Regions from separate parts of the Homo sapiens genome. Here region 1 is linked to region 2. A link is a contact called in ENCODE Hi-C or POLR2A ChIA-PET data. All regions are on one chromosome and are shown on one strand. Each heading gives the region's core, a stretch centred on a gene start or an enhancer-like site at or near the end of the contact. The rest is flanking DNA. Distances are from core to core; before and after follow the strand shown.

Evidence for each region. A loop is a pair of places that touch in the nucleus more often than their neighbours do. ChIA-PET counts read pairs that join two places held with the same protein, here RNA polymerase II (POLR2A).
Region 1: a map of posterior cingulate gyrus shows a loop between it and region 2 (17-fold over the local background). The contact joins two enhancer-like sites. A Hi-C loop is called at or near these places in 4 of 168 maps with a recorded cell type or tissue (K562, heart left ventricle, posterior cingulate gyrus and 1 more). POLR2A ChIA-PET finds 5 or more read pairs at or near these places in 3 of 52 experiments (K562, Panc1 and activated T-cell).

The regions. Positions count from the first base shown.
Region 1 is chr13:51,998,071-52,002,737 of GRCh38, reverse strand. The region is part of intron 1 of ATP7B (ATPase copper transporting beta); the gene reads left to right. Among named protein-coding and RNA genes, the nearest start is that of ATP7B, 11 kb to the left of the region's middle. Within about 2 kb of position 2,982, at least 7 of the 41 ENCODE cell types and tissues checked have a DNase peak (open chromatin) inside an H3K27ac peak, as active enhancers do.
Region 2 is chr13:51,952,749-51,957,024 of GRCh38, reverse strand. The region is part of intron 9 of ATP7B (ATPase copper transporting beta); the gene reads left to right. Among named protein-coding and RNA genes, the nearest start is that of ATP7B, 57 kb to the left of the region's middle. Within about 2 kb of position 1,709, at least 3 of the 41 ENCODE cell types and tissues checked have a DNase peak (open chromatin) inside an H3K27ac peak, as active enhancers do.

The DNA.
Region 1 (4,667 bases), core at 1,733-4,232, 44 kb before region 2:
TGATGATCTAGAACCAAACCCATGGATATCTCTGAGAGATGCCTGTATTTGAGCTTAGATCCCTGGCTTGAAGGGATAAATGAATGAGTAAGTGAGGGAGGAGGGAGCCAGCTTTTGCATGAGGCTTGCTCCCTTCCCCTCCCCTCCCCTCCCCTCTCCCCTCGCCTCCCTGCCCCTCTTGTTTCACAGGTTCTCTGTTGCTCAGGTTGGAATGCAGTGGCAGGCTCACTGCAGCCTGGATCTCCTCGGGCTCAGGTGATCCTATCACCTCAGCTTCTCGAGTAGTTGGGACTGCAGGCATGTGCCACCATGCCCAGATAATTAAAAACATTTTTTTTTTTAGAGACACGGTTTCACCATGTTGCCCAAGCTGGTTTTAAACTCCTGGGCTCAAGTGATCCTCCCATTTCAGCCTCTCAAAGTGCTAGGATTACAGGTGTTAGCCCCCACGCCTGGCCCTGAATGTTGAGTATTGTCGGAAAGTTTAGCAGTCCTTTTACAGCAAGCACATTTGTAAGTTGTTTTTGCTTGGCATTCTTTGTCATTCATTTAACAAATGCTTATTGAGAAATTCTTTAAGTGTCAAGCACTGTTTTAGACCTTGGAATAAAGCAGTGACTGAACAAAATAGATGTGAAGAGGCTGTGTGTGGTGGTTCAGACCTCTAATCCCAGCACTTTGGGAGGCCAAAGTAGGCGGATTGCTTGAGCTCAGGAGTTCGAGGCCAGCCTGGATAACATAGTGAAACCCCTGTCTCTACTAAATAAATAAATAAATAAGCAAGCTGGGCATCGTGGCACGCACCTGTAGCCCCAGGTACTTGGGAGGCTGAGATGGGAGGATCACTTGAGCCAGGGAGGCGGAGGCTGCAGTGAGCCAAGATCATGCCACTGCACTCCAGCTTGGGTGACAGAGTGAAACCCTGTCCTTAAAAAAAAAAATGTGAAGGATTCCTGCACTTGTGAAACTTATATCCTAACTGGGGAGATAGTTGTTAAAAAGAGTAAGTAAAAGATGTATTATTGCATTTGGTGGTGATTGAGAATTCTCAAGAAAAATAAGACAGGGAAGGATGATAGGGAATTGGGAGTGTATGAAATTTAGATGGGATCATTTGGGGGAAATCATTGAGAAGTTGACGTTTGAGCAAAGATTTCATGGAGGTGAGGAAGTGAGCCCTTTGGATATGGGATGTTGGAGGGAGGTATTTCTAAGCTAGTAGACAGTTCCGGAGGCAGGTGTATGCTTTGCTTACCTAAGGAACAGCAAGATCAGAATGACTGTTTCAGAATGAGTAAGGGGCCAGGAGTGTGAGGATAAGTTGGAAGGTAATGGGAGGGCTGCAACTGTATAGTCTTACAGGTCATCATTGTAAGGATTTTAGGTTTTATTAAGCACATGGGAACCCCCTAGAGGCATTTTAGAGGAATGACATCTTGTGACTTCCTCTTATAGGTATTCTGACTTTTGTGTTGAGAATAGACTTTAGGGGCTAAGAGCAGAAGCCAGGAGGTCGCTTAGGAGATTCTAAGCAATAGTGCAGGTGAGATGAGCTGGTGGCTTGGACCAGGGTTCTTGTGGATGTGTTGAAGTCATTAGATGCTGGATGCATTTTGTTGGTGGAACTAACAGGATTTGCTAAACATTTACATGTGGGTTTGAAAGAAGATGATTCTTTTTTACTTTTTAATTTTAAATTCATTTTAATTATTATTTTTGAGACAGAATCTCACACTGTCACCCAGGGTAGAGTGCAGTGGTCCAATCACAGATCGCTGCAACCTCCACCTCCTGGGCTCAAGTGATCCTCCCACCTCAGCCTTCTGAGTAGCTGGGACTACAAGTGTGCACCACCATGCCCAGCTAATTTTTTATTTTTTGAAGAGATGGTGTCTCACTATGTTGCCCAAGCTGTTCTGAAACATCTGGGCTCAAGTGGTCCTCCTGCCTTGGCCTTCCAAAGTGCTGGGATTACAGGCATGAGCCCCTGCACCTGGATGAGATTATTCTTATCAAAGAGGGATCCAGGATTTTTTCCTGGGCAAGTGGAGGGAAGGAGTTGTATTTACTAAGGTGGGGAAGACTGTGGGAGCAGCAGGGGAAGGGCAGAATGTTGAGAGCTCTGTTGTAGACAAGTTAAGTTTGCGATGCATATGAAACACCGAGGAGATGGTGATGAGGCATTTGGGTCTGTAAGTATAGAGTTGGGAATTGTAGGCTATAGGTGGTGATATAGTCTGAATGTTAATGTCCCTGCCAAATTCATATGTTGGAACCTAACCCCCAAGGTGGTGGTATTAGGAGGTGAGGACTTTAGGAGGTGATTTGGCCATGAGGGCTCTGCCTTCTCGAATGGGATTAGTGCCCTTATAAAAGAGGCTTGAGGGAGCCACTTTGCTCTTCTGCCATTTGAGGATGCAGCAGCAAGGCACCATCTGTGAAGCAAAGAACAGCCTTCACCGGATACTGAATCTGCTGGCTCCTTGATCTGGGACTTCCCAGGTTCCTGAACTGTGAGCAATAAATTTTTGTTGCTTATAAATTACCCAGTCTAAGGTATTTTGTGATAGCAGCCTGAGTGAGCTAAGAAAGGTATACTTCTCCTGGCCTGGATGAGTGTACAAGGAATGAGTAGAGATGGAAGAGGTCCAAGGGCTGAGCTGGGGGCCACTGCAGCACTTGGAGGTTTGGGGACTTGGAGGCTCTGGTGAAAGACTCTGAGTAGGAGCTGTTGGTGGGAAGGATAGGAGGAAAATCAGGAGGTGGGGCAACTTGGAGGCTGAGCTTGGAGACAAGGACTGGTCACCTTGGGCAGTGTGTCACTGGCTGAGAGTAAGTATGGGGGTGGGCACTGGGGACCTGAGGAGCCAGAGAGGGGATAGGACCACTGTCTCGGAGAGCGAAGGGTGAGCGGACTAGGGGGTAGTTGGACTGCCAGGTGGCAGCACGGGTCCTCCCGCAGTTCGTGGTGCTGAATCAGAGTGTGGGCAGCCAGCCTGGATGTGCGTTCTGTCACATTCTTGTTGAGCTGCTAGAGGACAGGCGTGAAGCCAAGTGGAACTGAGAGTAAAGCCGTGTTGGAGTTTTGCAGGAAGGTGCCAGATGATGAGGGCAGCCAGCGAAGTCGAAGGTGCATGGAATGAACTGTGAAATGGAAACATTGGCTTTTACTTTTCGATAATCCCATTGTTTCTCTTTTTGGCCATCCCATCTCTTCGTAATTTAGAACTATCATAATCGTTTTTCACTCAAGACTGTTCAGCCAAGTGCAGTTTATTTAAGAGCACTCCTTCAGTGAGCTTACTTAGGTATGTGTGTGTTTGTGCCTGTCTCCTGTTAATAAGCTGATATGAAAGTCCTGCTGAGCTAGTTGTTTCAGTCTTGGAGATCAGCAGCGATATGGGGAGGAGAAGCCAAGCCTCTGTTAAAGCCCACCAGTCCTTCCCTCCCCCGCTCCCAGCACCTAGTGTTTGAGGAATTCAGACTTTGAATACTGCTCTTTGCTACTGTTCTTCTCTCCTAACTTGCCAGTAAACTTCCAAGGGCAGTATGTGTCTTGTGCTCCTCTCCTGGTCTTCTGTTGTGCATACACTTAAATACGGCTCTCAGGCTGTGAATAATCTGCTTTGGTTAACACTCCCCTCTGTTCTGAAGGCTGGGCTGCTAGAGCCCTGACTGTTGGTGGCTGTGCTGTTTGCAGTGCTCATGTTCTCTTCTTGGGAACCCAACATATGCAGCTTTAATGTCAGGCTCTGCCCTCCTGTCCTGTCACAGGATCCGGGACTCCTCTCCCCATCTTGGGAGGGATGGCCTGGGGATTTCGTCTGGGAAGCCCTGCCCAGTGTGAGCCTCTAGCTGGACTGAGCAGGTAATGTTTGTGAGTGCTGAAATATTTTAACCAGATGTCCCTCCTCCAAAGAGCCCTTTGTCCTGGAGGTTCATGGAAACATGAGCTGCCCATCTGCCTTTGGGCCCAGGCTTCTCAGGTTGCAACAAGATTGTTTAGGACACCAAAGAGATATTTATTTTTATACAGGAAAAATCCACAGACTGGGAAGGCGAATAGGAGGTAAAGAAGATGAATTTTCTTCTGGAAAATGGCTCGTGAAATTTGTACATATGGAAGACAGAATAATCTAGTGCAAGGAAATCCTTGAAGACCTAGAAGAAATATGTGAGGGACTGATAGAGTTTGCCCTTGTGTTGTGGTAAGGGGGACAAAAAGTACCATGAAATTCTAGGTAGAAAGCACATTCTGAGCAGTATATAATTGAACTCATTTATTTAAATATGGTTAAATATACTTATTCAAATGTAAATATGTAAATATTTAACTGCTTAAATATACTTATTTAATGTCTGATATTGTTCATCACCATGTTAGGTCTGTGGGCAGCTAAGATATGAGATCCTTGTGTTCCAGGATCTGACCACGTTTCCCAAAGTGAGCACATGCCCATAGGCATCAGTAACAAGTGTGGACTGAGCTGACTGCAGCCTCGGTGGACAGAGAAGACTTGTCCTCCAGCAGTGTTACAGGCTGACCACCTGCTGGCACCCTGATGTTGACATTAGTGATGCTGGAATTCAGATAAGGGAGAGAGCTGCTAGCAGGATTCCACAGAGAGGCAGGACTTAAAGGATAAGAAGGATTAGATGGTGCCGGG
Region 2 (4,276 bases), core at 460-2,959:
TTTGTATTTAATCTAACCAAAGATGGAAACTTTCTGAGGCAGGGACTATTATTACTCTTAATTTACAGATGAGGAAGCTGAGGTTCAGAGAGGCTAAGCAACTGGCCCAAGGTCACACAGGTATTCAGTAATGGAATTGGGATGTAACCCAGGCTGGTGGATCCAGAGTCTATTTTCTTAACCTTTACACACACTGACTCTTAATGCATATTTAATAATATGGAAATTTTTCTAATTAAGGCTTCTGTATTTCCTTGGGGTTAGCTTCTTTTTTATATTCTAGGCAATGGTTATTTCAGCCCTCCTTCATATTCCTAAAATCTCTCCCTGGTCCCACCACATTTTCTATTAGCCTGTGGTCTCGCTTTGGACTACTGGAAGGAGAAGTGTTCAGATGGAAACCCTCCAGTTCCCTGTCCCTCAGCCTACACAGCTAGCCTCCTCCGTGGCACCTCCCGCTCCTGCCCCGTTGGTGGGAGAGGCGTCTCCTCCAATGCCTCTACCCGGGAACCTTTCTCTGTTGGTTTTCTCAGTGGTTTTTGGTGTCTCTGATTCTTATCCTCCGATGTCATGCAGACTCTAACCACTCCCATTTTCAGAGGCGTTGTGCCTTGCCCCTCCCTTGTGTGCCCTTGTCCATGTATCACACTGTTGATGGAGCCAGCCTGCCCTAGCTGTGTCCTGGAGGCCTGGGCGTGAAGGCTGAGACAGACCCCTTGCTTCCCCATGGGGTCTGCAGGGCTGGTGCAGCTGGCCCTGGGCACGCCCCAGGTGAGTAGAGGAACTGACCGGGGCCACACAGATGCATGAGTGTTCATGAGGTGCAGGCTGGCTGCTGCGCGGTGGCACTGGTTTTGTTCTGGATCCTGGCTTTTAAATGATCATCACAATTGTAGGACTGGCAACTGAGATTTGAGTCCTTCTGGTGTTCCAGGCTCACTCCCCAGCACTTGCCACAGATCGTCTAGTTCCACTCTGTAGCTGTTCCGTGAGGCAGCACTGTCATCATCCCAGCTTTCCTCAGGAAAAGCCAAGTGCAGTGAGGTGGAGTAATATCCCCAGAGTCCATGGCAGGCAGGCAGCAGAGCTGGGATTGGAACCCTGGAGGCACAGAGCCCCCCTCAGCCACTGTGCTGCGCTGCCCCCAAACAGGACCCTGTGTGACGGCACCTGGCATGCTGGGCTCTGCTGTGCCATGGGTCTGCAGCAGTCACATGCCTTGGCTTCTTTTTTTTTTCTTCTCTTATAAATTAATTGCATGAAAGTTTCTGAGAAGTGAAAACGTTCAGACAGGGAGCCAAGCCGCTGGCAGCTGTGTTGGTTTTGACTCATGTTTCCTCCAACTCGCCTTGCTAGGGTCTTCGGTACAGTTTGAGGCGCCTCTGATGGCACTGACTGCAGTTGCTTGGAACTATTCCAGGGATCTGAACAGGAGGAGAAGGCATCTGCCGGCCGAAGTGCCCACGGGGTGCGTGCAGCACCTGTCATAACTCAGTTCTTTTCCAAGAATGCCGATTCATTTTTTGGCTGGGGACGCACGGCCTGACTACTACCATGCAACATGACAGGACATTATTAAGCTAGGGGCCAGAAGACCAGAGTTCATTCTGCCTTTGGCTCACTGTTTGGGTGTGGTCATTCCTACTTGCCTCCTGACAGCACACCCCGAGCCCAACCCTCTGTCCCAGGCCAAGGCTGCACCCACTGCCGCCTGGATTGCCGCAGTCTAGGCCTCCCCTGAGCTCAACCATTCTGTGCTTTGAGGTGCACTGGACACTGGTTTCCCAGTGACTCTGCCTCCCACAGGGCCCTCCCGCGTCTGGGCCTCTGCTTGTGCCTTTGGTCCATGGCACCATCTGAAGGCCCCCAGAGGTTCTCGCATAACTGCCCTCTTTGACTGAGGCTTGGGCTTCTTCCTCTGACCATCCCTTTGCTGGGGACACTTGTGCTTTCTCTTTACTCCAAGTCTTGGGTGCTGGCAGCGTTTCTAGGTGCGATCCGTCTGGCACACTGTAGTTTCCTTGCTGCTGCTGCTGCTTAGTCTCCATGGGCTTTCTTCTCTCCTTTTTCCTTGTGGATGGTCCTTGGGGTTCTGGTGGTACTGCCTCTGTCTTTGTGTGTTACACACCGTCACTGGGACGTCTCACTCTCCCACGTCTTTGGTTAACAGCCGTGAGAAGCTCATTCTCAAACCTACGTCTAGATCCCAGAGACTACCTGCTGGTTGGAGTGTTTTTCTTGGTTGACTGGTAAAGGCTCAGACTCGGCCTGTCTGTATTCTTCTTCACCTTCCCCCACTTTTTCCCCAAAAATATTCCCCTTCCTTGGTGCCTGTCTGTCTCAGGCAAAGGTACCCTCATGCCAGCTCCCAGTGTGTCCTCTACAATGCCTGTCTGCCCTCATTCACACATCTGCAGTCCATCCTCATGGTTCTAGCACCTCTGTCTCTAGGGGCGTCATCCACTGGCACCATGCTGGTCCAGGCCACTGTGGCCTTGCCCCTAAAACACCGCAGCTGTCTCTTCATACTGCTTGCAGCCATTTATCAATCCAGTATTTTTCCACATTCAAACCAGTGATCTTCCTGAAAGCACAAATTGATCATATTACAGTGCTTTCTGAAAGCACAAATTGATCATATTGGAAAATCCTTCAATGGCTGCATGCTGTCCTTAGGATCAAAACCACCTTCCTAACGTGGCAGTGAGGCCCGGCATCCGCCTGCATGCCTGTTGAGCCCAGCCTGTCTTGCCATCCCCTGCGTTGTGCTCCAGCTGCCCTGCACCACTGGCAGGTCCCAGGAAGGGACTGCCTCTCTCTGCAGACCTCTGCACACATCCTTCCTTCCCTCTGAACTCCCTTCTTCCTTAACCTTTGCCTGGCTCCTTGCCTTCAGGGCTCAGCATGGAAGTTGCATCCTCCAGAAGCCTTTCCTGATTCCCCAGGCCTGGCTCAGCTGTGGCTCCTCAGTGCTCTCAGAACACTCTGTGCCTCAGCCACCCTGGGATGTAAACATGGCGGGTGCTGAGATACTCACTGGTGGAATGAAACTGCTGTCAGATGTTAAAGAAACATACTGCACACATGCATGTGTGTGCTTGATATTAAAAGGCTTGCACAGCCCCATCCCCAGTCTCCCATGTTGAAATTTTCTGGTTTTTTTTTTTTTTTTTACAATTGATGGGGAAACAAATTACAAATCATATCTAGACCAGTGACCATAATGCTATAAGTTTTTTCTTTGTTTTCTTAACTTGTGTTTAATGAGGAAGGGGAGTAGAAGAGAGGAGACAAGTGAAGTAAACAGATTCCTGGCAGAAACTCTTAAAGATGAAGTGCTATGAAACAAACCACTGTCTTTTAATTAAGAGGGTTCCTATCGCTCAGCACTTGGAGAGGAATAGTAGCTTCTGAAGAATACATGCTATTGAGATTCACCAGTAGGAGCCACATTAACCCTCATAAAGGACTATTCCTTGTAAGCTGCTTAGAGTTAGAAAGATGTGGTTAATTTAGATCAAAGGAGAAATTCAAAGTTAGATTTAACAGAGATTAGCATTACTAAAGATTTCTTAGAAAGACACCCAACTGTACATTCGTGCCAATTTTAAGTCTCCTTACAGAAGTGGACATTTTAAAACTTAGTGATTAGGTTCTGCTGGAGGAGGGTCTGACCTTTAGTTCTTGGGGTCTTTCATTTCTAAATTGAATGCAGGGAGCTCCTCCTCCCGACTTGGGCTTCTCAGGCCATGTGGAGACCTCTGTGGGATGATAAATCCTCCAGGTTGTTCAGAGGGGGCCTCAAGGGCAATGTTCAGCCTGGACTTCTCCATCGCTGGAGGACTTTAAAATTAAGCAGAGAATATTCTTGGGTTCTCGAGATCCTTCCGTTCTCCTGGCTCACTCAGCCACCAAACAGATTTACACAGGTATACTCCCAGCACTAAAGACTTCAGTCTTTGAAAGTCTCCTTTTCAGTACTCCATTTATTTTGGTTGCCATGATTGAACTTTCTGTGTGTGTCTTAACTGTCCATCTGTGTGTCTGCTTTTAGTTATGAGGCTATAAACCTCCTGAGAGGAAGGCTCTACTCTGTCCTGTTTGTAACCCCAGCCTACCCTGGTGCCTGGTACACAAGAGGCCAATCAATATGAAAATGTCAATTAGGTGATAATAAAAATCACCAGCATTCATTGGGCACTTACTGTGTACAGGTGCCATACTAAGCATCTCACGTAATCACAGGAAGTAGCCACACAAGCCTTGAATCCTCGTA